Regions from separate parts of the Homo sapiens genome. Here region 2 is linked to region 1. Evidence: read pairs that join two places in POLR2A ChIA-PET (ENCODE). Cell type or tissue: K562. All regions are shown on one strand.

Region 1 (4,000 bases):
TTTCATATTTTTAGTAGAGTCAGGGTTTTGCCATGTTGACTAGGCTGGTCTTGAACTCCTGACCTCAAGTGATCCGCCTGCCTTGGCCTCCCAAAGTGCTGGGATTACAGGCAGGAGCCACCGCACCTGGCCTCTCCTTCTGTTTAGACAGTCACATGATAGGGCTCAATATTGCTCAAAATGCTTATTGAATGCATTTGTGAACTTGGTAGATATTTATGAATTTTTATAGAAAAGGCTATAAAACAGTATATGCAATATCTTGTTTTTGTTGTGCATGTGTATTAACAGTTAAAAGTCTGTATAATACAGGCTGGGCGCCATGGCTAATGCCTGTAATCCCAGCCCTTTGCTGGGCCAAGGCAGGAGGATCGCTTGAGCCCAGGAGTTTGAGACCAGCCTGGGCAACAGCGTGAGACCCTGTCTCTACAAAAAATAAAATTAGCTAGGCATGGTGGCGCATGCTTGTAATCCCAGCTACTTGGGAGGCTGAGGTGGGAGGATCACTTGAGCCCGGGAGTTCAAGGTTGCAGTGAGCTATAGTTGTGCTACTGCACTCCAGCCTGGGCGACGAGCAAGACTCTATCTCTTAAAAAAAGTCCACATAGCCCAGGCGCGGTGGCTCATTCCTGTAATCCCAGCACTTTGGGAGGCCGAGGCGGGCAGATCACGAGGTCAGGAGATCGAGACCATCCTGGCTAACACGGTGAAACCCCGTCTCTACTAAAAATACAAAAAATTAGTCAGGCATAGTAGCGGGCACCTGTAGTCCCAGCTAGTCAGGAGGCTGAGGCAGGAGAATGGCATGAACCTGGGAGGCGGAGCTTGCAGTGAGCCAAGATTGCACCATTGCACTCCAGCCTGGGCAACAGAGCGAGACTCTGTCTCAAAAAGAAAAAAAAAAACGTCTACATAAGATACATACAGACTATTAACAGCAGTTCTCTCAGGAAAATGGGGTTGCATGTTTATGTTTCTATTTTTCTCCAAATTTATTATAAATAAAATATTTTTTTTATTGCCAATAAAAAAATGCAAGTCAACATCTGGACACAGTGGCTCATGTTATCCTAACACTTTGGGAGGATCACTGGAGCCCAGTAGTTTGAGACCAGCCTGGGCAATATAAAAAGGTTAGCTGGGTGCTGTGCATGCACCTGTAGTCTCAGCTACTGAGAAGGGCGAGGTGGGAGGATCCCTTGAGCCCAGAAGTTGGAGTCAGCAGTGAGCTCTGATTGTGCCACTGCACTCCAGCCTGGGTGACAAAGCAAGACCCTGTCTCTAAAAAAACACAGACACACACAAATCAAGGAGTTCCCAGGGCAAGGCCACCAATCCTATCTCTTTTCACAGTACCTTCTGCTCAGCTGGACTGGCTCAGCCCAGTAGGGCCTTCCGGGCAGTAGGGCTGGACTTCCAGCCCTTGGGAGACACCTGGGCCTCTGACCCCAGCCCCTCTGTTCACTGTTTTCCTCACTTTGGGTCTTTAACACAGGACTCCCCGCCACCCTCCCACCCTCTGAAAGCTGTTCCTATTGCTGTGGCTGATGAAGGAGAGTCTGAGTCAGAGGACGATGACCTGAAACCTCGAGGTAATGGCCCCCACAGCAGGGGAAGCTGATGGGCTGGGCTGGGGGCCCTCATCTGGAGGCTGGAAACCGCCAGAGTCTTGGTCTCTATTTGCACCTGCTATATGGGCAAGGAAGGATGGGGTGACGGATAAGCTGTTTAGCATGGTGGCTTCACCCCAGAAGTTGGCTGGCCTAGCTAAGGTTCTGGAGAGCTGGCTATCTTGTCCCCTCTCCCAGCTGGGTGACCCTGGGCAGGCCGACCCCTCTGCTGTATGGTCTGGACAGTGGGCCTGGCTGGGCGGAGGGGCAAAGGAGTTCATCTGTTTAAAACACTCAGGTAACCGCAGCTGTTGTGAGCAGGAACCACGTTAGTTTACTGGGAAGATTCCTGGGGTGGAACGCTTCCACCATGTCCTCTTCTTGGGTCTTGGGCAGTTGAGAGCCACACCTTTGTGCCAAATGTGACTTGCAAGGTTTCCTCGGTGGGGCAGGGTGCTCACCTGCTCCTCCCCGTTGTGTTTATTTCCCAGGCCTCACGGGCATGAAGAACCTCGGGAACTCCTGCTACATGAACGCTGCCCTGCAGGCCCTGTCCAATTGGTAGGTCGACACTTTGTCCGAGGGCCGAGAGCTGTCCCTGGCAAAGCCCCGGAAACAGCAGCAGTAGCAGCCCCCAGCCGGTTGCCCACAAACACATGTATAGGATGCACAGCAAAATGCCTGAAAGCATGTATACCCTTTGACCCAGCAATCCTCCCAGTCAGAATGTATCCTGAGGAGATAACCGGAGATGCTGGGGAAGTTGTACGTGCAAGGAGGCTCAGTGCTCTGTTGTTTACTGGAAATGATTTAAAGGCCCATCTGCAAGAGAGTATAAATTCTCATAGCCCTTGCAGCAAGTGCAGGAAAAATGGCACAAGACAACATGCATTGAAACAAGAAGGGGTTCAGAATCTGGTGAGTGGGGGAAAAAGGAGGTTATAAAGCATTGCATGGTACAATCCCGTTTTATGGGAGAAATGCGATTTTCCATTAAGGATAAGGCTGTGAGCTCCATGAGGCCAAGGATGTCTCCTGTGTCTGACGTGCTTCTCCTACCCAGTGGAGGTTAGAGATGCAGTATATGTATGCGGGAAGCAGAGAGGGAATGGGTACAAATGCGTAGAAAAGTCTGGAAGGCTATGTCCCAAAATGTTCCTAGTAACTATCCTCAGGTGGCAGGATGCAGGTCAATTATTGTTAATAATTGACCACACCCAGGCTGGGCGCAGTAGCCCACGCCTGTAATCCCAGCACTTTGGTAGGCCGAGGCAGATGGATCACCAGGTCAGGAGATAGAGACCATTCTGGCTAACATGGTGAAACCCTGTCTCTACTAAAAATACAAAAAACTAGCTGGACGTGGTGGCACGCACCTGTAGTCCCAGCTACTGGGGAGGCTGAGGCAGGAGAATCGCTTGAACCCGGGAGGCGGAGGTTGCAGTGAGCTGAGATCATGCCATTGCATTCCAGCCTGGGTGACAGAGCGAGACTCCGTCTCAAAAAAAAAAAGAAAAATTGACCGCACCCAATCCGTTTTAACTTTAATAACCTCTTTAAAGGCCCTGTCTTGGCTGGGCACCGTGGCTTACGCCTGTAATCCCAGCACTTTGGGAGGTCAAGGCAAGTGGATCGCCTGAGGTCAGGAGTTCAAGACCAGCCTGGCCAACTAGTAGAGCCTGTCTCTACTAAAAATACAAAAAAATTAGCCAGGCATTGTGGCATGTGCCTGTAATCCCAGCTACTCGGGAGGCTAAGGCAGGAGAAGCACTTGAACCCGGGAGGCAGAGGTTGCAATGAACCAAGATTGCACCACTGGACTCCAGCCTGGGCAACAGAGGGAGACTCTGTTTCAAAATAATAATAATAATAATAAAAAAATAAGGTAAGATAGATAAGATGAGATAAAATAAAAATGCCCTGTCTCTGGGAGTTAGGGCTTCGCAGATGAATTTTGGAGGATACAATTTTCTCATAACTGGTAGGAGCCTTCTAGTCACCTTCAGGAGTTTCTGGGTCCAGGGCCACTGTGCTCCCTGTGCGAGCACTCAGGGCTCCCCGCTATGCAGCCCTTTCTAAACTGCCGCATGCCTCATTTGCTCTCCTGACCTGGCTCTCTCTCCCCTGCACCCAGCCCGCCGCTGACTCAGTTCTTCTTGGAGTGTGGCGGCCTGGTGCGCACAGATAAGAAGCCAGCCCTGTGCAAGAGCTACCAGAAGCTGGTCTCTGAGGTCTGGCATAAGAAACGGTGAGCAGCTGCATCCCTAGCCTTGGGCGGTGTGTGGGGACTGGGGTTTCCTGTCAGCACCCATGATTGAGTACTTCCTGTGGATTCAGCCCCCAGCGAGGACTTGCCTCACTTTGTCCCGGGTAATGCTTGCAGCAAGCCT
Region 2 (4,000 bases), 1.6 Mb before region 1:
CTACCTTGGAGGTGAGGAAATGTGCAGGCGGCCCCTACAAACCCTTCAGTTCCATCCCCTGGCTTGGAGTGCTGGGTACTCTGATGTTCAGCAGCCAGTGACTGCTGGGGTAGTGTTCAGAGCTGGGCTGTCTGCCCAGTTGCTGCGTGAGTTTTGGCACTTGTTGCAGAAATGCCTTCAGCATCCAGGATTCCACGGCAGGGAGGGCTTCTCTGTGTTTCACTGGACGATGGGCCCCAGAGGAGGAGAGGAAAAAACTGGAGGTGGGAACTATAGATGGATGAAAAGAGCGGGGTGATCAGGGCCCAAGAAGATGGGGGTGTGAGGGGAGTGTAGCCTAGTGGTTAAGAACACAAGCTCAGCCGGGCGCAGTGGCTCACACCTGTAATCCCAGCACCGTGGGAGGCCGAGGTAAGTGGATCACCTGAGGTTGGGATTTCAAGACCAGCCTGACCAACATGGAGAAACTGTCTCTACTAAAAATATAAAATTAGCCAGGCATGGTGGCACATGTGTAATCCCAGCTATTTGGGTGGCTGAGGCAGGAGACTCGCTTGAACCCGGGAGGCAGAGGTTGTGGTGAGCTGAGATCATGCCATTGCACTCCAGCCTGGGCAACAGGAGCGAAACTCCATCTCAAAAAAAAAAAAAAAAAAAAAGGCCGGGCTCGCTGGCTCGCACTTGTATCCCAGCAGCACTTTGGGAGGCCGAGGCAGGTGGATGACAAGGTCAGGAGTTCAAGACCAGCCTGGCCAACGCAGTGAAACCCTGTCTCTACTGAAAATACAAAAATTAGCTAGGTGTGGTGGCACATGCCTGTAATCCCAGCTACTCAGGAGGCTGAGGCAGGAGAATCACTTGAACCCAGGAAACCAGGAAGCGGAGGTTACGGTGAGCCGAGATCACACCACTGTACTCCAGCCTGGGCGACAGAGCCAGACTCCATCTCAAAAAAAAAAAAAAGAAAGAAAAAGAACACAAGCTCTTAGTAGCGAGAATCAGCATGAGGCCTGTCACTTCCAGGTCATATGACCTGGAGCCAGTGGCCTATCCCTTTTTTTTTTTTTTTTTTTCGTTAGACTGGGTCTCACTGTGTCACCCAGGTTGGAGTGCAGTGGCGTGATCTCGGCTCCCTGCAACCTCCACCTCCCAGGTTCAAGTGATTCTAGTGCCTCAGCCTCCTGAGTAGCTGGGACTGCAGGCATCCACCACCACGCCCGGCTAATTTTTGTATTTTTAGTAGAGACAGGGTTTCACCATGTTGGCCAGGCTGGTCTTGAACTCCTGACCCCAAGTGATCCACCCACCTTGGCCTCCCAAAGTGCTGAGATTATAGGCTGAGCCACCGCACCTGGCATCCTTTTTGTTTATTCAGTGAACATTTACTGAGCAGCTGCTCTGTGCCCAGCACTCTACAGAGTGCTGAGGACACTTGGGTGAACCAGACAATTTAAAGTCTCTTGCTCTCATGTGGTTTGTTTTCCTGTTAGGGGTGGAGGAATGCCCAGGAAGTCAGTGGACTCAGCAGTTAATTACAAAATGTGTTAGGTGCTATGAAGGCGACAAAGGGCAGAGATGGGGAGAATATTGAGGTATGAACAGAGGGGCGGTGGGGGTAAGATAGGTGTTCAGGGGAGGCCTCTGAGGAGAACCCTTCCTCAGGAGAAAGGACCAGTCTTTGTGGAGAACAGAGGAGGAATAGCATCATGGAGGCTGCAGAGGGGCAAACTCGAGCAGTGGGCCATACTGAGGAGTCTGGAATGTTCAGCAGGCACAGCATACAATCAGCTTACATTTGAAGCAGATGAATCCAGCAGCTCTGTGTGGAGAATGGAATCGAGGAAGCTCTGTTTCATTCCTCTGCAAAATGGGGTGAGGGTCCAAGGAGTCCTTGTAGGTCCATTGTTGAATACAGTGGCTGGCACATGGCAGAGCTCCAGCGTGGCCAGGTGGGGCCCGTGGGGGACAGCCTGGAAGGAGTAGCAGGGAGCTTACCTTGGCCAGTTAGGCAAGGCACAAGTGTGGGGACTGGCTTGAAGCCAGAGGTGGTCCTGGGTGGGTCAGGGCAGTGACACTGGCTCGGGGCATTGGCTGTACTCCCTCCCACCTCTCCCCACTGCACATTCAGCCTGCCTTCCTTCCTTTCAGCTGTGATCCGAGGTGTCACCACCAAAGAGTTGTATCCAGAGTTTGGGCTGGACATGAATGACTGAGCAGGCTCATCGCCCCTTGTCCACAGCTCCCAGGGACAGAAGGGTGTGGACATGATAAACACTGAGAGCCCAACCAGCACACCTACAGAGTTTCCAGCGAGACAATGCCAGAAGCACTTTTCTAGAGAGCCCAAGCCCAATCAGGAGGAGGCTAGAGAAGAGGCGGGCAGGGAGGAAGGGGCGTTCCCAGCTCCAAGGTTCCTGAAATGTCGCAGTGATACTTGTGTAGGGGTACATGTACTTTATTTGTCAATAAACGTATCTGTACACTGATTCCCTCTTCTCCAATAGCCCCCGATAGTACCTGGGATAAAGAGAGCGTGCCTTTGATTAGAACAGGCTTACATGAGCCAGGCATTGTGCTAAGTGCTTTATATCCATTGTCTCTGATGCTTAAAATCATCCTGTGAGGAATTAGCATAATTATCCCCATCTTACAGATGAAGACGTTGAGGCTCAGAGAGGAGACAAAGTGACTTGCCCAAGGTCACACAGCTAGTAAGTGGCAGAACAGGGATTTGAGCTCAGGTCAGACTCAAGCTCGTGCTTTGCAATACTGCCTTTCTGGGCTGGGAAGAAGCAGGCAAGAGCTTAGAGTGGGCCAGGTGTGGTGGCTCATGCCTGTAATCCCAGCACTTTGGGAGGCTAAGGCAGGAGTTCACTTGAGGCCAGGAGTTCAAGACCAGCCTAGGCAATGAAGAGAGACCCCCCCCACCGACCCCCACCCCACTTTCTTTTTTTTTTTTTTGAGATGGAGTCTCACTCTGTCACCCAAGCTGGAGTGCAGTGGCACGATCTCAGCTCACTGCAACCTCTGCCTCCCAGGTTCAAGCAATTCTCCTGCCTCAGCCTCCCGAGTAGCTGGGACTACAGGAGCGTGCCACCACGCCCATGTTGGCCATGATGGTCTCAATCTCTTCACCTCGTGATCCACCTACCCCGGCCTCCCAAAGTGCTGGGATTACAGGCATGAGCCACCGTGCCCAGCCAAGAGACCCCCTTTTTGTTTAAAAATTATGTTCTGTGTTCCCAGAGGTAAATTTTTTTTTCTTGTTAAAAATAAATTTTGGCCGGGCACGGTGGCTCACGCCTGTAATCCCAGCACTTTGGGAGGCTGAGGCGGGAGGATCACGAGGTCAGGAGATCGAGACCATCCTGGCTGACACTGTGAAACCCCATCTCTACTAAAAATACAAAAAATTAGCCAGGCGTGGTGGTGGGTGCCTGTAGTCCCAGCTACTCGGGAGGCTGAGGCAAGAGAATCGCTTGAACTCGGGGGGCGGAAGTTGCAGTGAGCTGAAATTGCACCACCACACTCCAGCCTGGGCGGCGGAGCGAGACTCCGTCTCAAAAAAAAAATAAATAAAATAAAATAAAATAAATTTTGCCAGGCACGGTGGCTCACACCTGTAATCCCAGCACTTTGGAAGGCCGAGGAGGGTGGATCACCTGAGGTTGGGGTTCGAGACCAGCCTGACCAACATGGAGAAACCCCATCTCCACTAAAAATACAAAAAAAAGTGACCCGAGATCGCACCACTGGACTCCAGCCTGGGCGACAAGAGTGAAACTCCATCTCAAAAAAATAAAAAGGTAGCCGGGCGCGGTGGCTCAAGCCTGTAATCCCAGCACTTTAGGAGGCCAAGGCGGGCAGATCATGAGGTCAGGAGATCGAGACCATCCTGGCTAACACGGTGGAACCCGTCTCTACTAAAAAAAAATACAAAAAAATTAGCCAGGCGTGGTGGTGGGCGCCTGTAGTCCCAGCTACTCGGGAGGCTGAGGCA

What was found. Peaks named below come from ENCODE experiments on the same cell type or tissue, not always from the same donor. Only the 100,000 strongest peaks of a DNase experiment are listed, where the experiment ranks them.
Region 2: POLR2A ChIA-PET joins it to region 1 with 7 read pairs; 2 of 35 experiments call an interaction of 5 or more read pairs at or near these places.

What each region holds. Positions count from the first base shown.
Region 1 is chr9:129,859,442-129,863,441 of GRCh38, forward strand. It overlaps USP20 (ubiquitin specific peptidase 20), which reads left to right. Exons shown (of 26, transcript NM_001110303.4): 7 at 1,496-1,592; 8 at 2,102-2,171; 9 at 3,745-3,858. Among named protein-coding and RNA genes, the nearest start is that of MIR6855, 8.2 kb to the right of the region's middle. RefSeq lists an enhancer at 3,775-3,944. In K562, no CTCF peak of the experiment used is centred here; DNase peaks (open chromatin) are centred at 1,566 and 3,840.
Region 2 is chr9:128,286,504-128,290,503 of GRCh38, forward strand. SWI5 (SWI5 homologous recombination repair protein) reads left to right here. Exons shown (of 5, transcript NM_001318089.2): 5 at 2,149-2,486. The coding sequence ends at 2,213. Among named protein-coding and RNA genes, the nearest start is that of SWI5, 12 kb to the left of the region's middle. In K562, no CTCF peak of the experiment used is centred here; a DNase peak (open chromatin) is centred at 2,289.